2 separate regions of the Homo sapiens genome follow, and region 2 is linked to region 1. Evidence: chromatin contacts called from ENCODE Hi-C or POLR2A ChIA-PET data. All regions are on one chromosome and are shown on one strand. Each heading gives the region's core, a stretch centred on a gene start or an enhancer-like site at or near the end of the contact. The rest is flanking DNA. Distances are from core to core; before and after follow the strand shown. Region 1 holds the start of ZNF445 (zinc finger protein 445). Region 2 holds the start of ZNF197 (zinc finger protein 197).

Region 1 (4,173 bases), core at 907-3,406:
AACTTGGTAAGTGGCTCTTAAAAATCGAGGACATTTAATACTGTCAATTTTTATCTACCAATTTGGATTCCTTCTTTCATTAATTTGTCATATATTTATTGAGAACCTACTGTATGTTCCAGTACTGCCTTGAGGCGTCTATGAGGAGACAGATTCGTGGTATGCTAAACAGTGACAGCTGCTACATAGTAATATAAAACAAGAGGCGGGCACGGTGGCTCACGCCTGTAATCCCAGCATTTTGGGAGGCTGAGGCAGGCAGATCACCTGAGGTCGGGAGTTCGAGACCAGCCTGACCAATACGGTGAAACCCCGTCTTTACTTAAAATACAAAAATTAGCTGGGCGTGGTGGCACACACCTGTAATCCCAGCTACTTGGGAGGCTGAGGCAGGAGAATCACTTGAACCCAGGAGGCGGAGGCTGCAGTGAGCCGAGTTTGCACCACTGCACTCCAGCCTGGGCAACAAGAGTGAAACTCCGTCTCAAAAATAAAATAAATAAAATAAACAAGGAAAAAGAAAATAAATTTAAGAATAGGAAGGAAAAAAAGAAATTCATAAATTCAATCTTACAGAACACCTAACAATTCGCCTGAGAGTCACAGAAATGTACTCTTTCACATTGTTTCTAATACAAAATCTTGAAAATTGCAAAATACAGTGTTATGTTTTACTATAGTTTACTCTCTGACATCGTAGACTGCTTATGCACTAATTCTTCCTGGATACCGGAAGCCAGAGAAAACCTAGCGGTGGAATACTTGCCATTTTTCATGCTTTTTGTCAGTTTCCTTTTTAAGTGCATACTGAGGTTTATCTTCAAAACATTCTCATCTTTTCGGCTTACAGTAAGACTTTTTTTTTTTTCTAACCAAAATGTGTCTGCCTTTCATTAAGATAACATAAAAGAGCAGCCTAATTCTTTGGTCCCTGAATATGCACACACATGCATGCACACACACACACGCAGACACACACACAACACATGGAGGCTCTCTGAAACTGCTTAATCAAATTACTGCTCAAACCACTCCCTGGCACTTCCTTGCAAAACAACCAACCTAATACTGAGTTTTTAGTTTTGCACTACAAGCCGTTTGAAACAGAATAACATTCTTTCCTGGCCACCACTTTTAAATTCGGAAGGAGACAATACTCTGATCTCTTAGGCCTGTGCAAGTCAGAGTGTGCTACAATCGCTGCAGGTTAGAGCTCTGCCTTTGTTTAAAAACTGCATTTTATATACTAGTTACTTCATTGTGAAAGATAACCACCCTGACAAACAAGATTTTGCTATTTTTCTGCACAAATGTCACTTCACCATTTAGAGCTTCATGCAAATGTGTCTCCTACAGAAAATAAACTGCAAACACGATTTCTTAATTATCCTCGCCAAAAAAAAAATGTTTTAGTGGTGTCATAATGCCAGCACTAATTTTAGCCAAAATAAGAACAAATGCATTCTACAAATTCAGGAGATTATAATTTTTAAAAAGCAGTAGTATGGATATACTTAATGTCACTGAATTACACACTTCCAAATGGTTAAATGGTAAACGTTTATGTATTGTATGGTAAATGTTATGTGTTATTTTGGCACAATATTGTTTCCTCACAATAATACTAACAGGTTTTTTAAAAAGCAAGAGCACGCTCTCATTTCGTAATATATATTTATGGATGTCAGTGTGCAGAATTATGCACAGATATTTTAAATGTCAGGAGGCCTGGAGACAGATTTCAGGATTGCGGCTACTTTTACTTTTCTTCTACTTTCCCGTGTTATCTAATTGTCTCTGATAAATACGCTTTATATGCAGAATTGGATGAAACGAGAAAGCCCGGAGAAACCCGGGCTCCAGATTCTCTACCCCGGACGCCTGGGAGGCAAAGAGGTTCTAGATACGCCCTCAGCGTGGCGGGGGCGGGATCCACCGCCAGACCCCCGCCACGGGCGCAGCCTCCAGGCCGGGCCCCGTCCGCCGCCCGGGCAGGCCCGAGAATGCCGCGGACTTCGGGGAGCCCCGCGCCCGCAATGCCGCCACCCCCACCCCCGCGCCCCGCCAGGCCTCTCACCGACTCCCGCCGCCGAGCGACAATCGGTCCACCCGCCGCCACCGCAGCCGCCCGTCCCGCGCCTACCTCCCGGCGGCTCCAGTCGCGCACGCGCGTCGGCGCCCGGGGCCCTCCGCGGCCTCTCTAGGAAACTGGGAGGCCCAACGTCTCTGCTTCTCTCCGGCTCCGGTGCGGCGGGCGGCGGGGCTTGTCCAACATCCCTCACCTCCCTCAGTTGGACATTTCCCTTCCACGCTCGGATGCCCAGCCGCGCCTGTTTTCTTGCATCCCTCCTGTCGTGTCTGCGGGGCTGCCCTGAAGGCCTCTTTCCCTCCAGGGAAGAAAGGGATCCAAAGCTAGGGGTGAAAATAGGGCCAGCAGTATCTAGCAGACTGGTCCTGGCCAGGAGAAGGGGTTAAGGGAGCCACTCATTCTTCGCCTGGGTACACTTCAAAGAGGGGAACCAGATCCTACGGGAAGCTAGGTGCCAGAACTCCTGCCTTTCCAAGACGAGCTCATCCCCATCATCACCATACCCAGGAATACTTGTTCATAGCCAGCTCAGAGGTGCACCATACTTTAGCTTCCCACGGCCTTCACTCGTTTTCTCCTGTGGGTGAATTCTAACTAGGCTCGCCTGGTGAGTGAACAATGATGCCATTGCCCAATAATATGTGGAATCTGGGAGGAGTAGGTTGGGGGTAGGGGGTGGAGGGGCTGCTTGAAGAGGAGGTGAAGCAACCTGGAGAGGTTGCCCACCCCCTGTAGGAGCAAATGTCATCTATTGCCAGTGCCAGAGAACCTTGAGGGTGCACAGCCAAAGCCATAAGGCCATCTGCTGCCATTGGAGGGCATGCTACAAGCTGCTGTCCTGGTAGTCCTCTGGTTTGTGCTTCCTAGTGGCAGGCTGCAACATGTTGACGATTGATCTTTCAGATGGGCATTGATGATGCCCATCTGTGCCCTGAGGCTTTGCTTTACTCATCTGATCCACCCCTTTTTAATGCCCCAGTCACCAAAGATGGAAACAGAGAATAGATCCTGAACACCAGGAAGATGGTGACAAGGTGATAGAGAAACAGATGGCACATTCAAACAAGGTAAGTGGGGAGAGTTCACAAGGGGCGATTTACACAAAGTGGACAGGGTTAAGGAAATGCAACACGGAGTGGTGCAGAATCCCATGGCTAGCAAAATTTAGAAGCTATTCTCACCCCTAGGAGCAGGCCATCTGAGAGAAACTGTGGCTTTCAGTTGAGGGCTACATCCAAGCCATAGTCCAGCACAAAGGAAGCTGAGGTAATAAATAACCTGAACCCAGCTCTCTTCTGATCTCCTGCCAGGGCTTCCCATTGGCCCAACTCAACTGGAAGCCAGAGGGCAATCCAGGAAACTCAGTCTCCCAAGTGTCACAGCAGGGTTGAGGACTGAGACTGAATATGGAGGGGCAATTGGAAAATATCCAACACATACAAAAAGGAAAATAGAAACTGCTTGTCAATGCCTAATTTGTCCATTAATTTCCACTCGATATAATGTTCTTGAGTGACTCAGAACCACCCATAGTGGTGAGAAGAGTTTTCAAGTTTTGTTTGAGAACAAAATTTTCCCATCGTAGAAGAGTTTGAGCAGGTTCTCTGTGTTTGGGATGTACTTACTGGATGTTTTTCAACGTGATAGGTGGTTAGCATGGATAGCACCCACATTTAGTGTGATCAAACAGATCAACCAAATTGGCTTCACCAGCACTTGCAAAGTTCGGGAAGCAGCCACTGGGAGTGCAGCTCTGATTTTAAGACCTATACAGCTTCTTGAATCTCGAAGTTCTGCTAATACCTGATTTCTCCGAGTGCCACAGCACTCGAGCCTATAACCATGAGGTTTCTTCACTTTTCTGGTAGGAGGCATATTCTTGCTAGCTGTACTTCCTGAGCACTGTACTCTTTCAGATCGGGGCAGTTTGCTTAGTAAAAGCCCTAGGTAAGATTCTCAAATTCTCATGTGCATATGAATACAAATCACTTGGGATCTGGTTAAACTGTAGATTCAAATTCAGGAGGTCTGGGGAGGGACCAACGAATATTTTTAACAAACTTCCAGGTGTACCCATATTGCAG
Region 2 (4,173 bases), core at 923-3,422, 150 kb after region 1:
TGCTTCTCAGTCTCCTTTGTTGGGTCCTCCTTACCCTTTTTTATGTCATCCAAAGGACCACCAGGATGGCTAGATAGTAGAAAAGAAAGTTGGCCGGCACAGTGGCTCACACCTGTAATCCTAGCACTTTGGAAGGCCGAGGCGGGTGGATTGCCTGAGCTCAGGAGTTTGAGACCAGCCTGGGCAACACGGTGAAACCCCATCTCTACTAAAATACAAAAAATTAGCCAGGCATGGTGGCGTGCGCTTGTAATCCCAGCTACTCAGGAATCTGAGACAGGAGAATCATTTGAACCCGGGAGGCGGAGGTTGCAGTGAGCGAGATCGCGCCACTGCACTCCAGCCTGGGCGACAGAGTGAGACTCCATCTCAAAAAAAAAAAAAAAAAAAAGAAAGAAAGAAAGAAAAGAAAGTTTTATTCACAACATCAGTTTACAAACTCGGAGAGATAGTCTCTGGCTTGAACTGAAAGTGGTGCTCTCTCTGAAGAACAAAGAGAAGGTTAGAGGTTTTACAAAAAGGAGGAATGTTACATATTGCTCTTTGAGAAAGTTCATTGGCAGTAGTAAGGGTGTGGGGAGCTGACAAGCTCCAGTTGGTGAGCAACTGCGGTGGGCAAAATTAGTCCTAGAGTTGCAGCAACTTATCTCAGAAGCTATAGATAAAACTGGTTTTGGCTTATAATAAGCAGTTTCAGCAGTCAAGCTTACAGAGAATAACATTCCTGGAGCAATGTTGTGTACCCTGAGTGCTTCCCCCAGCTAATTTCTCGACTTTCTTTTATTAGGTATGACAAAAATGACCCAATTCTTATGATCAGCTTTCACATTTCTTAGCATTTACCACCACCTGACACATTTTTATATTTGTTTTCTGTTTATCCCACTAGAAATGTAAGCCCCATGAGAACAGAGACTTTACCTCTTTATCTATGTCCCTAGTGCCCAGAACAGTATTTGGCATATGGCAAGTACTCAGTAGTTGAATGAATGAATGAATCAAGGCTGAAGTTTAAGTATGTTGTTTAATGAATGCCAGGAGAGAACATAAAGAAATAAACAGAATAAGCCTGGCACGGTGGCTCACGCCTGTGATTCCAACACTTTAGAAGGCCAAGGTGGGGGTGGATCACCTGAGGTCAGGAGTTCAAGACCAGCCTGGCCAACATTGTGAAACCCCGTCTCTACTAAAAAAAAAAAAAAAAAAAAAAAATAGCCAGGCATGGTGGCACGTGCCTGTAATCCCAGCTGCTCAGGAGGCTGAGGCAGAAGAATCGCTTGAACCCGGGAGGTGGAGATTGCAGTGAGCCAAGATTGCGCCACTGCACTCCAGCCTGGGCAACAAGAGCAAAACTCCATCTCAAAAAAAAAAAAAAGACATAAACAGAATAACATGAACCTTGCTCATTGAATAAACATTCATCTACAACCTATATGGCTTCAGCTTTGTACTAGGTGCTAAATACATGGGATCCATGCAGACATGGCCTTTGCCCTTTTGGAGACTTGTTTCAGCCATAGTCCCATATAGGGGTGTCAGTTCCAGAAGTCCAAACTTAAGAGACTGAAGACCAAAGAGAGGATCAGAGTGCCAGTTTCCTTTATATACACCTGACTTTACCCAGGGCGATGGACAGCTAGAATAACCTCTTCTTTCAGGGGAGAGATGTCCCTACCATTTGCACATTACCTTGCACCATCAACTTGATTATTATTTAATATCATAGCTCCAATATGTCATCATGTGGGCAAGAGATACACCACAGTAAGCGAATTCACAAGAGGGTGATTTATAAGTCATGTTATTATTTATAGTGAGAATTGCATAAGTTCAAGAAGAGACCAGAAAAGTCACCTACCAGGTCATTCAGACGTGAAGGTCACTCCCTATCAACCTCAATTGAAATGCAAATCAAAATAGAAATGTCCAACTCTCTTAGGAGGCAACAGGCATCCTGAGACCCTGGGTCCTGTCTTTCATCTCTGCACCCTTCCGGTCTGAAACAGCGGCCAGTTCTTGTTCGATGTAAGGAACACTAGTACCCAAGGGCTCAGGAGTTCCGCCTCTCTTCCCCAGTTCTGGGAAAAGAAACGAACCATAGAGATGTGGCTTCCTAGAGATCCGGGATGAGGGGCGGGGTGCAACCGGAAGTCGCAGTATTCTCGGCTCGGCCATTATTCTGTGCCTCGGCTGCCGGAAGGGCTCGTTCCTGTGTCATCTCCTAGCGGCCTGGCGCCGAGGCGGCGGTACGCAAGGCTGGAGCCGCAGCGGGAGCCCCCGGTGAGCGGGGTGGGCTCGGGGGCGGGTGGGCGTGCAGGGAAGGCGGCCCGGGACGCGGGCCTGAGCTTGCTGGGACTGCACAGCCCTCGGTAGCCTCTCCCGGGCCCTGACCCCCGGCATGGTCCGTCGCCAGCTTCGTGTTGGGGTTCGACGTCGTGGCCTCGGCTGGGCAGGCAGCCGGCCCGAGGGAAGTACTGAGGACAGCAGCTCCGAGTCTGTGTGTGTTTGTGGACCGGTGCTCCTGTCTAACGGACTCTGCTGGCGCTTTGAGAAGAGCTGCCTCAGTAGCCTGCTCCCCCAGCTCAGGCCTTTCTGCTCTTCCTCAGTCTTGTCTGAGGCTAATCCACAGAAACATTCTGAGGTTTCCCTATTACCGGTGGCGCCCAGACTCTTGAGGACGGATTTTTTTGTTTGTTTGTTTTAAGGGGTGGAACGATTTTAGCTTTTTTAGTCTTTTAGTTTTGTAATATAATGGTATTTAAAAATCAAACTTGAAAAACTCAAACTTGAAACCACCCATACCAACATTACTTCAGGCAATACATTTTAACACAAAGTACTAAGACCGTAAACTCAGAATAAATGCTGGCCTTTGCGCGCGCGCGCGCACACACACACACACACACACACACACACACACACACTCATTGCCAACCTGTCAGCGACGATTGTTACTGGTTTTCTCTTTTTGCAGCTTACCAGATTAAAGCTTTGTCGTGGACTGGTGTTTGGAAACTGTTGTTTTAGAACAGTTTGGGTTGTTTGGGTTTCATAAGTTTCTTCGTAGATGGAATTGTTTTGGACTTCTGGAATTAGAATCCCTGAATTCAGAATTTGCTCCCATGTCTCAGTTAGCTAAGTGGCCTTGAGTGGATTCGCTCCTCTGATCCTTTTGTTTTTTTTAACTTCTGCTTTGAAAACCTTTTGTGAGAAGCTAATAAAATGTATGTTTAAGAATTTGTTATTTTTATGTTATTTGAAAATTATTCAAAATTCTTTTTAAAAATTCCTTTCCATCACCCCCAGATCAGTTACCAAGGACTACCAAGTTTTTCTCAATTGCCTTATCCCTACTTCGTTTAGAACTTAAGTCATGTGTTTAGACTATTAGAAAAACCTAACTGACCTTTCTTGATATCCAGCCCTCCCACCCCCACCATTTCTCACTAATAGAGTCCTGACACCACTTAAGACTCTCTTCATGCTCAGAGTGAAAAAGGTCTTTCTAATTGTGGTACAGTACCCAGAAGTCGTAAAAGATTGACTGCATGGCAAAAAACACTTTAAGCAAAGTCACATGGCATATATAGTCACAAAGACACTTGACAAACTGAGAAAAATTTGCAGCTGCCATTGTAAACAAAGGACTAATTTTCCTGTGATAAAAGTGTGTACAAATTAACAAGACCCAACACCTCAATGGAAACATGGGCAAAATATATGAATAGTTACTTTAAAAAATATACAAATGACTCTATATTAATTCGTTCAAAATGCAAGTCAAAAATTTGGCGAAGAGCACAAACTTTGAGAAACATATTGGTGAAAGTGAGGAAAGGCACTCCCATACAGCTGTTTCTGATGGGAGTATAAATTATAAATTGGTTCAATCCTAGTGAGGTCAAATTGGCAATATCAAAATTATACATGTATATACCTTTTAACTCAGCAATTCTGATTCAAGGAATTTTTCTTATATATGCCTACACACATCCAAACTGATGTATGCCCAAGATTATTCATGATTATATTGTTGGTAATAAGAAATGATTGAAAACTACCCAAACATTCCATCAGTGCTGGCATGAATAAATTATGATACATCTATGCATCCATAAAAATGCGGAGAGGGGCTGTGTATTGACAGGAAAGATCTCTAAGACATATTATTGA

Evidence for each region. Hi-C counts contacts between places; a loop is a spot of excess contacts on that map. ChIA-PET counts read pairs that join two places held with the same protein, here RNA polymerase II (POLR2A). Pooled maps may share reads with other maps.
Region 2: a loop to region 1 is called in a map of gastrocnemius medialis, with 11 times the contacts of the local background. The contact joins the promoter of ZNF197 here to the promoter of ZNF445 in region 1. A Hi-C loop is called at or near these places in 16 of 168 maps with a recorded cell type or tissue (CD4-positive, alpha-beta T cell, CD8-positive, alpha-beta T cell, HCT116 and 11 more), 11 of 37 single-sample maps with no recorded cell type and 24 of 50 pooled maps. POLR2A ChIA-PET finds 5 or more read pairs at or near these places in 3 of 52 experiments (MCF 10A, activated T-cell and activated naive CD4-positive, alpha-beta T cell).

What each region holds. Positions count from the first base shown.
Region 1 is chr3:44,475,514-44,479,686 of GRCh38, forward strand. It overlaps ZNF445 (zinc finger protein 445), which reads right to left and starts at 2,157. Exons shown (of 8, transcript NM_181489.6): 1 at 2,078-2,157. LOC101928529 (a long non-coding RNA gene) reads left to right here and starts at 2,177. Exons shown (of 4, transcript XR_940785.4): 1 at 2,177-2,696; 2 at 3,069-3,156. RefSeq lists silencers at 1,905-1,954, 1,975-2,134.
Region 2 is chr3:44,622,864-44,627,036 of GRCh38, forward strand. ZNF197 (zinc finger protein 197) reads left to right here and starts at 2,173. Exons shown (of 6, transcript NM_006991.5): 1 at 2,173-2,280. The region is part of intron 2 of ZNF660-ZNF197 (ZNF660-ZNF197 readthrough); the gene reads left to right. All of the region lies in intron 2 of ZKSCAN7-AS1 (ZKSCAN7 ZNF cluster antisense RNA 1), which reads right to left. It overlaps ZNF197-AS1 (ZNF197 antisense RNA 1), which reads right to left and starts at 1,934. Exons shown (of 2, transcript NR_046658.1): 1 at 1,859-1,934. RefSeq lists a silencer at 2,177-2,526 and an enhancer at 2,506-3,008.